2 separate regions of the Homo sapiens genome follow, and region 2 is linked to region 1. A link is an interaction called in ENCODE POLR2A ChIA-PET data of the cell type or tissue named here. Cell type or tissue: IMR-90. All regions are shown on one strand. Links, peaks and the distances in the headings refer to the core of each region. The heading gives the core; the rest is flanking DNA. Region 1 overlaps MAPKBP1 (mitogen-activated protein kinase binding protein 1). Region 2 overlaps MGA (MAX dimerization protein MGA).

Region 1 (4,398 bases), core at 153-4,152:
TTAAACACCAGAGGACCACTTGGGAGAGACACTGACCCCAAACCCAGGGGCAGAAGTCTCCCTTGCACAGACTGAGCTGCCCATAAATGGGGCTCTTCTCATTCAAAGGGCAGGTAGGCAGCTTAGAGGAAAAGCAATTTGTTAAAAATAAGCAGAAAGTGGCCGGGCACAGTGGCTCACACCTGTAATCCCAGCACTTTGGGAGGCCAATGTGGGCAGATCACCTAAGGTCGGGAGTTTGAGACCAGCCTGACCAACATGGAGAAACCCCATCTCTACTAAAAATACAAAATTAGCTGGGCATGATGGCGCATGCCTGTAATCCCAGCTACTCTGGAGGCTGAGGCAGGAGAATTGCTTGAACCCAGGAGGCGGAGGTTGCGGTGAGCTGAGATCGTGCCATTGCACTCCAGCCTGGGCAAGAAGAATGAAACTCTGTCTCAAAAAAAAACAGTGTGGTCTCCCCCTACTCTGTGCCATTTTAACAATCAGAGCTCTACAGTCATACTACTTGGGTTAGAACCCCATTACACACACTAGCTATGTTACCTCAAGCAAACTCCTTAACCCTTTTGGTTTTTTTAAGAGGCAGGGTTTCACTGTGTCACCCAAGCTGGAGTGCAATGGCACGATCATAGTTCACTGCAGCCTTCACCTCCTGGGCTCAAGCAATCCTCCTGCCTCAGCCTCCCCAGTTGCTAGGACTACAGGCACATGCCACCATACCCAGCTAATTTTTTTTATTTTTACTTTTTGGTAGAGACAGGGTTCTCACTATGTTGCCCAGGCTGGTTTCAAATTCTTGGTCTCAAGCAATCCTCCCACCTTGGCTTCCCAAAGCCACTGCACCCTGCCTGCTTAACCTTTTTTTTTTTTTTTTTTTTTTGAGATGGAGTCTTGCTCAGCCGCTCAGGCTGGAGTGCAGTGGCACGATCTCGGCTCACTGCAACCACCGTCTCCCAGGTTCAAGCGATTCTCCCAGCTCAGCCTCCCGAGTAACTGGGACTACCAGCACCCGCCATCACGCCAGGCTAATTTTTGTATTTTGCTAGAGACAAGATTTCACCATGTTGGCCAGGCTGGTCTTGAACTCCTGACCTCAGGTGATCCGCCCACCTTGCCCTCCCAAAGTGCTAGGATTATAGGCGTGAGCCACTGCACTTGGCCTGCTTGACCTCTTTGGATCTCAATTTCCTCCTCTAAAATATGAGGGTGATAATAGTTGCTCAGAGTATTAAATAATTCATATAAAGTGCTTAAAAAGTACCTGGCATAGAATAAGTACAGTCATACGTCACATAATAACATTTTGGTCAACAGCGAAGGGCATGTATGACAGTAGTCCCGTAAGATTATAATGGAGCTAAAATATTCCTGTCACTTAGTGACATCTTGATGATCCTGACCCTATGTAGTTCTATGCGCTAGGCTAATGTGTGTGTTTGTGTCTTTGTTTTTAACAAAAAAGTTTAAAAAGTTAAAAACAACATTTAAAGCTTATAGAAGATAAAAAGAAAATACTTTTGGGTCAGGCACAGTAGCTCATGCCTGTAATGCCAGCACTTTGGGAGGCCAAGGAGGGCTGATCACTTGAGGTCATTAGTTCAAGACCAGCCTGGCCAACATGGCGAAACCCCATCTCTACTAAAAATACAAAAATTAGCCAGGCGTGGTGGCAGGAGCCTGTAATCCCAACTACTCAGGAGGCTGAGGCAGGAGAATCACTTGAACCCAGGAGGCAGAGGTTGCAGTGAGCTAAGATCGTGCCACTGCATTCCAGCCTGGGTGACAGAGGGAGACTCCATCTCGGAAAAAAGATAAAAGAAAGATATTTTTGTATAGCTGTACTGTGTTTGTGTTTTAAGCTAAGTGTTACTACAAGAGTCAAGAAGTTAAAAAAAAAAGTTTATAAAATGTAAGAAAGTTACAGTAAGTTAGGTTAATCTATTATTGAATGTATGTTTTTAAAATAAATTTAGTATGGCCAAGTGTACAGTGTTTGTAAAGTGTACAGTAATGTTTCTGGCACTCACACTCACTCACCACTCACTCACTGACTCACCCAGAACAACTTCCAGTCCTGGAAACTCCATTCATGGTAAGTGCCTTATACAGGTGTGCCTTTTTAAAATATATTTTATATGATATTTTAACCATACTTTTTCTATGTTTAAATATACAAATACCATTGTCTTAGGATTATGTACAGTATTCAGTACAGTAACCTGCTGTGCAGGTTTGTAGCCCAGGCGCAACCGGCTACACCATGTAGCCTAGGTATGTAGTAGGCTATACCATCTAGGGTTTGTGTAAGTATACTCTGTAATGTTCACTCAACAACGAAACTGCCAAATGACACATTTCTCAGAACATATCCCCATCATTAAGTGACACATGACTGTACTTGATTGATAAAGGTAGCTTTTTTTGGTGGTGGCTTGTTTTTTTTTAAGACAGAGTCTCTCTTTGTCGCCCAGGCTGGAGTGCAGTGGCGAAATCTGCACTCACTGCAACCTCCACCTCCTGGGTTCAAGTGATTCTCATGCTTCAGCCTCCCAAGCAGCTGGGACTACCAGCACCCGCCATCACACCCAGCAAATTTTTTTATGTTTTTAGTAGAGACAGGGTTTCAACATGTTGGCCAGGCTGGTCTCCAACTCCTGACCTCAAGTGATCCGCCCACCTTGGCCTCCCAAGGTACTGGGATTATAGGCGTGAGCCACCGGGCCCAGCCTGATAAAGGAAGCTTTTTTGATGAGGTGATAAAACTAAGCAAATCATGTATCTAGTATAAAAACTATAAAAGTTGCTATGAAAATTACATTGGGGAATGAACTAGGCATTAACAAGTTAATGGTAGAGTAAGAAAGGTACAGCAGTAGCGCTACTCATTTTCACATTCCTGTGCCTATCAGCATGGAACAGAGTGAGCCAGAAGCAGGAGGGGTTCCAAGCTTTCTCCAGAAGCCTGAAGAAACTATGGTTGGAGGTTTCCCACTTGTAGGAGCAGAGGAGTGAAAAGGCAGCAAGAGAAAGAATAGTAGCCCCACTCCCCTACTTCTCTTCTATGGCACTGATCTCTCTCAAAGTGACTAGAACAGGCGAATATTCATAATAGCTAAGAAGTAGAAACAACCCAAATGTCCATCAACTGAAGAATAGATAAAATGTGCTACATCCATCCAGTGGAATATTATTCAGCCACAAAAAGGAATAAGGTAGCGATACATGCTGTGACATAGATTAACCCTGAAAACATTATGCTGGCCAGGCGTGGTGGCTCACGCCTGTAATCCCAGCACTTTGGGAAGCTGAAGCGGGAGGACTGCTTGAGCCCAGGAGTTCGAAACTAGCCTAGGCAATAGAGTTAGACCCTGTCTCTACAAAAAAATGGAAAAATTAGCTGGGCATGGTGGCACACACCCATAGCTCCAGCTATTCAGGAGGCTAAGGCAGGAGGCTGAGGCTGCAGTCAGCCATGATCATACCACTGCACTCCAGGCTGGGCAACAAAAAGAAGCCAGTTACAAAAGGCCAAATACAGTGTTACCTGATTCCGTTTATATGAAATATCCAGAATAGGCAAATTAATGGAGACAGTGGTTGCCTAGGGATGAAGGTCTGGTAAGGTGGGGGTGGGAATGAAAAGTGACTGATAGGAATGGGGCCAGGCACAGTGGCTCACGCCTGTAATCCCAGCACTTTGGGTGGCTGAGGCAGGTGGATGGCTTGAGCTCAGGAGTTCAACACCAGCCTGGGCAATGTGGTGAAACCCCATCTCTACAAAAAATTAGCCAGGCATGGGGCAGTGCGCCTGTAGTCCCAGCTACTCGGGAGACTGAGGTGGGAGGATTGCTTGAGTGTCGGAGGCGGAGGTGCAGTGAGCCAACATCGAGCCACTGCACTCCAGCCTAGGCAACAGAGCCAGAACCTGTCTCAAAAAAAAAAGGGAACAAGGTCATGAAAATGTCCTAAATTTGATTGTGGTGATGGGTGCACAACTCTGTGAATATACTAAAAAACTACTGAATTGGGTATTTTAAATAGTGAGTTATATGGTATGTGAATTACATCTCAATAAAGCTGTTTTTTAAATGACTGGAAGGTAGTTACTGAAGATGGTGCTGGGAACTGTGTGTAACATAAAGTGTAAATCTGTGTGTGGGAGGTGGGGTAGATAACTGAAAAGCAGCACAGGATGGCAACAATGACAGCACCCGACAAAGAACCTTTACCTGGTCCTGCGTCTCTTTACAAAAATGACAACAAAACATTAACCTGTATCTATCTTCCAGAAGATACCAGAAAATCCCTGCCCATCCCAACTGCTCTAGCGTGGCTATAAATTCCCATGCATCAAGATCTCTTCCAAGGCGCTTACTTACCCTGCTGGGTAAG
Region 2 (4,398 bases), core at 228-4,227, 61 kb after region 1:
ACACAGGTCATGTTTCCTCCCATGCCCATGTTAGTGGCTCAGAGCTCCAGTCTTACCTGCATTACTTCAGTATCCTTCAGCCACCACTTCCATTGTAATGTTTTTTAGTATTTTGAGTCGCAATCTCCAGCTCCACTAAACTATCAGTCAAGATTGTTCAAGTTATCTCTCAAGGTTATCAGTTATTGTTATTAATGTTCTGCTTATAAAACTGCATATATTTTCAGTGATTTATCGCAATCCCGTATTAACCATGAGCTCTATTAATTTTAGTGTTCAGTTTTGCAGCATGCAGAGGTTTTCAGGAATACATGTATCATGTTACAACAGAAATACCTATACTGTTATCCTGATATATCTATAATCCTAACACAACCACAAAGTTATATAAATAGGTGTACAGTAAAATAAAGCAGCTAGTAACATCTAGGCCTTACCTGGTCTCTGGCTCACTGGTGGACTCCCATTAATTCCTGAGAGTATAATAGGAACAGAGCCCAGAGATGAAGTTGGTGTGGTCACCATGGAGGAAGATGCAGCTGCAGTCACCACGACTAAGGAGGTGGAAGCAGTGGAAGCAACAGGAAGAGTTATGGTTGAAGGAGATGCTACCAAAGACTTAGGAAAAGCAACTGAAGCCACAGGGGTAGTTATCCCAGTGGTTTTGGTAAGGTTCACAGTGGCTGTAGACTGGGTAGATGTTACAGAGGTGCTGGTATTAGTTTCAGAGACCTCAACAACCCCTGTAGTGGTGGCACCAGAAGAATAAGTAGTTTCTTTAGTTTCCACGTCAGAAATAGCAGTCATAGGTGTCACAGCAGTAGTATTTTCTAAAAACACTTGAGGGGTGGTAGTAGTGACAGCAGCAGTCACAGGGCTGCACACCTGAACTGGCTCAGAAGAAACCACAGGTGTGACGACCATTACTGGAGAAGGTCTGATACTGAACTTCTGTGTCCCTGCCAGGGTTTGGGGTGTGCTAACTCCAGGTATCTTCTGCTGCAAGGCTCCAACTTTACTCATCACAAACTGTGTGAACACACCACCAGGAGAGGGTCGAGCCGCTGCAAACAGAAATTTGCAGGTCAAAAATCTTCAGTTCTCATATTTTATCCTCTTAGTGACTGTGCTTACCGACATTTACTGTGCACTACTGGGTCAATTTCTTACAGGTACTACCTACCTGTATTATTTGTGCCAATTTCTTTTTTTTCTTTTTTAAGATGGAGTTTCTTTCTTGTTGCCCAGGCTAGAGTGCAATGGCGCGATCTCGGCTCACTGCAACCTCTGTCTCCCAGGTTCAAGCAATTCTCCTGCCTCAGCCTTCCCGAGTAGCTGGGATTACAGGCACATACCACCAAACCCAGCTAATTTTTGTATTTTTAGTAGAGACAAGGTTTCTCCATGTTGGTCAGGCTGGTCTTGAACTCCCGACATCAGGTGATCTGCCTGCCTCGGGCCTCCCAAAGTGCTAGGATTACAGGTGTGAGCCACCACACCCAGCATCTGAGCTTATTTCTACTCTCAGAAATCAAACGCTTGCCTTGACCAAAAACAAACCTCAGTTCTAACAAGAAAGGGATTAAAATTGAGTGTTCCAGGCCAGACACAGTGACTCACACCTGTAATCCCAGCACTTTGGGAGGCCGAGGTGGGCAGATCACGAGGTCAGGAGTTCAAGACCAGCCTGGCCAACACGGTGAAACCCCGTCTCTACTAAAAATACAAAAATTACCAGGGCATGGTGGCACGTGCCTGTAATCCCAGCTACTCAGGAGGCTGAGGCAGGAGAATGGTTTGAACCCAGGAGGTGGATGCTGCAGTGAAATGAGATAGTGCCACTGCACTCCAGCCTGGGAGACAGAGCAAGACTCTGTCTTGAAAGAAAAATTAAAAAATTAAATAGAGTGTTCCTACTAAAATTCTTTTGACTGTGCAATATATTCAAACTGTCAGGATACTAAAAAGACAATACAGTAGCAAAAACTTCATCACCTAATACAGATAAAAGAAAATGAGAGGGTTTGTTTCCCCCAATTTCTAATGTAAAAACTTGTTTCTACCATTTCCTCCTGTCTGAGCACTCTCACCTCTTTACAGCTGTGCTATTATGAGATGCTTACGTATTACATATTCCTAAAATATATAAAGACATTTCTCCAAACAGATCAGGATAGGATTGCTTTTTTTACTCCCCTTAATCACAACTGAAGCTGCCTTAATAAAAGGTAAAATAGATTCTTTTTTTTTTTTTTTTTTTTTTGGAGATGGAGTCTCACTCTGTCACCAGGCTGGAGTGCAGTGGCACGATTTCGGATTACTGCAACCTCTGCCTCCCGGGTTCAAGTGATTCTCCTGCCTCAGCCTCCCCAGTAGCTGGGACTACAGGCGCATGCCACCACTCCCGGCTAATTTTTGTATTTTTAGTAGAGATGGGGTTTCACCATGTTGGCCAGGATGGTCTCTATCTCTTGACCTCGTGATCCACCCGCCTCGGCCTCCCAAAGTGCTGGAATTACAGGAGTGAGCCACCGCGCCCGGCCAAAATAGGTTTTAAGGCAAACAATAAATATCTTCTATCTTCACACAACTCTAACCATTCAGCCAGAGATTTCAACTGACACTCTTACCTAACATTCCTAACAGATTTGAAACAACAAAAAGAGGAATTCAATAAACCAACTATAGATACTCTCAATGCTAAAACACAAATGTTTCAAGAAGGTAATTTATTACAGACTTCAGCATTTAAATGTTAAGGAAAAGAGAGATTTTCATTCATAGAACAGAGATGAATGGAATAAATCAACACTTTCAAAATTGTATTTATAGGAGCTTTCCACTTTAAGCCTATACTACTTACACCACTAGCTTTTGCTAGCTCCTTGGTTTCATAAGTTTAAGAAGTATCAACAGAAGCATTTACATAGCACCAGCAAGAGTTCAACAAGAGGCCAGAAACACCAGTCCTCACAGGAAAATAGTAAACTATTTTTAATTTAGTAAAATATTTTAGTAAATAATTTAGTATAATAGTAAACTATTTTTAAATGTCTTCCCTTTTTAGAAACAAAATTAAAATCCTTAAGTCTTTTCTACATTAATAACAACCAGTCTGAAAACCTTAAAAATAACTATAAAACTTGCCTTCAAGTCAGTGTTATTAAAAAATAAAAAATATATATAAAACCAAGAAATTAACTATAAAACAACTCAATTCATCTAATATTGCAGGTTATCAGACGTTAACCCCAAACAATCAAAAAAGTCCAGGCAAGACAGACAACAAGAATAAGAATAATGCCAAAGTACATATTTCTCTAATTTTTACAACCTCCATACCTGTACCCACTGTCCCACCACCAAGTCATAGGCCTTTCCAAACCATACATACACCCCAACTTACCAATTGGCCGTTTTGCTGGGACAAACGCCTTCAGATTCTTCCCAGGGCGATTTGTTGCAGTGCCAGAGGAGGATGCCATTTTGGAATTGGATGTTGAAGGCAACAGGGTACGTGGTTTCCTGGATGCAGCCACCTTGGCATTGGATGCTACCTTGGAGATGACAGTACTGAGGGTTGAGAGGTCCAGGACTGAGGGTCGCAACCTGCCTGTGATATAAGCAGCTAGCCTATTGGCTGGATGCAATGCCCCCATCTGTCCCAATAGCAACTTAGCCTGCGGGTAACTCTTACCATTAACCTGAAACAAGTGGCAAAGAGAAATTCTGTAAAGATAAAATTCTCTTGCTAACTCCTCTCCCTTGACAGGGGCTTCATTTTTACAAGTTTTCATAAGTCTATTTTTCAGATTTAAAAGGGAAAAAGAAGTAGACTTTTTCCATTTAGAATAATCTGAGTAATCAGAAGGTAGAAAAATGCTGTCAACTGATATTCTGAACTAATCTCATCTCCTTCATATTGTAGTTTGAAAATAGAGAATCGGAAACTCATCATTTCTGCATCCTAGTTATGTGAAAGTTATCATCAAATCTAAACAACTAGAATTATCCAATTGTTTTCCTTGTAAATAAGGCATTCTGGTTAAGCTATTAACCTCATCAGCAAAAATGAGTGTCCCACAGAATCTCTCTGATAAGACCAGAGAGACATAATGAAGCTCTCACACAAGGGTCCTTTCAAGCATCCTTCATATTTGAAAAATATAAGTGAAATCTACTTTAAGTTATAAGACAATCATTGTTGCAATAACCTAAGCCACAATTACCTCACAGTTTTTCATTTTCAAAAAGCTTAGCTTTGAAAATACTATTTTCATCTCTTGGATAAAACATGGGTTCAAACTGAATGTTGGTACGAACTCATTCTTATTCTAGACATAATTAACTAAATAGTCAGAAGAAAGTGAACCAACAAATGAAGTAAAGATCCCCTCT

What was found. ChIA-PET counts read pairs that join two places held together with the same protein. Peaks named below come from ENCODE experiments on the same cell type or tissue, not always from the same donor. Only the 100,000 strongest peaks of a DNase experiment are listed, where the experiment ranks them.
Region 2: POLR2A ChIA-PET joins it to region 1 with 6 read pairs; 2 of 35 experiments call an interaction of 5 or more read pairs at or near these places.

Annotation. Positions count from the first base shown.
Region 1 is chr15:41,799,902-41,804,299 of GRCh38, reverse strand. MAPKBP1 (mitogen-activated protein kinase binding protein 1) reads right to left here. Exons shown (of 31, transcript NM_014994.3): 3 at 4,386-4,398. Among named protein-coding and RNA genes, the nearest start is that of JMJD7, 26 kb to the left of the region's middle. In IMR-90, for the core only: no CTCF peak of the experiment used is centred there; a DNase peak (open chromatin) is centred at 2,029.
Region 2 is chr15:41,739,212-41,743,609 of GRCh38, reverse strand. MGA (MAX dimerization protein MGA) reads right to left here. Exons shown (of 24, transcript NM_001400225.1): 14 at 3,407-3,704; 15 at 438-1,064. Among named protein-coding and RNA genes, the nearest start is that of MAPKBP1, 33 kb to the left of the region's middle. In IMR-90, for the core only: no CTCF peak of the experiment used is centred there; no DNase peak of the experiment used is centred there.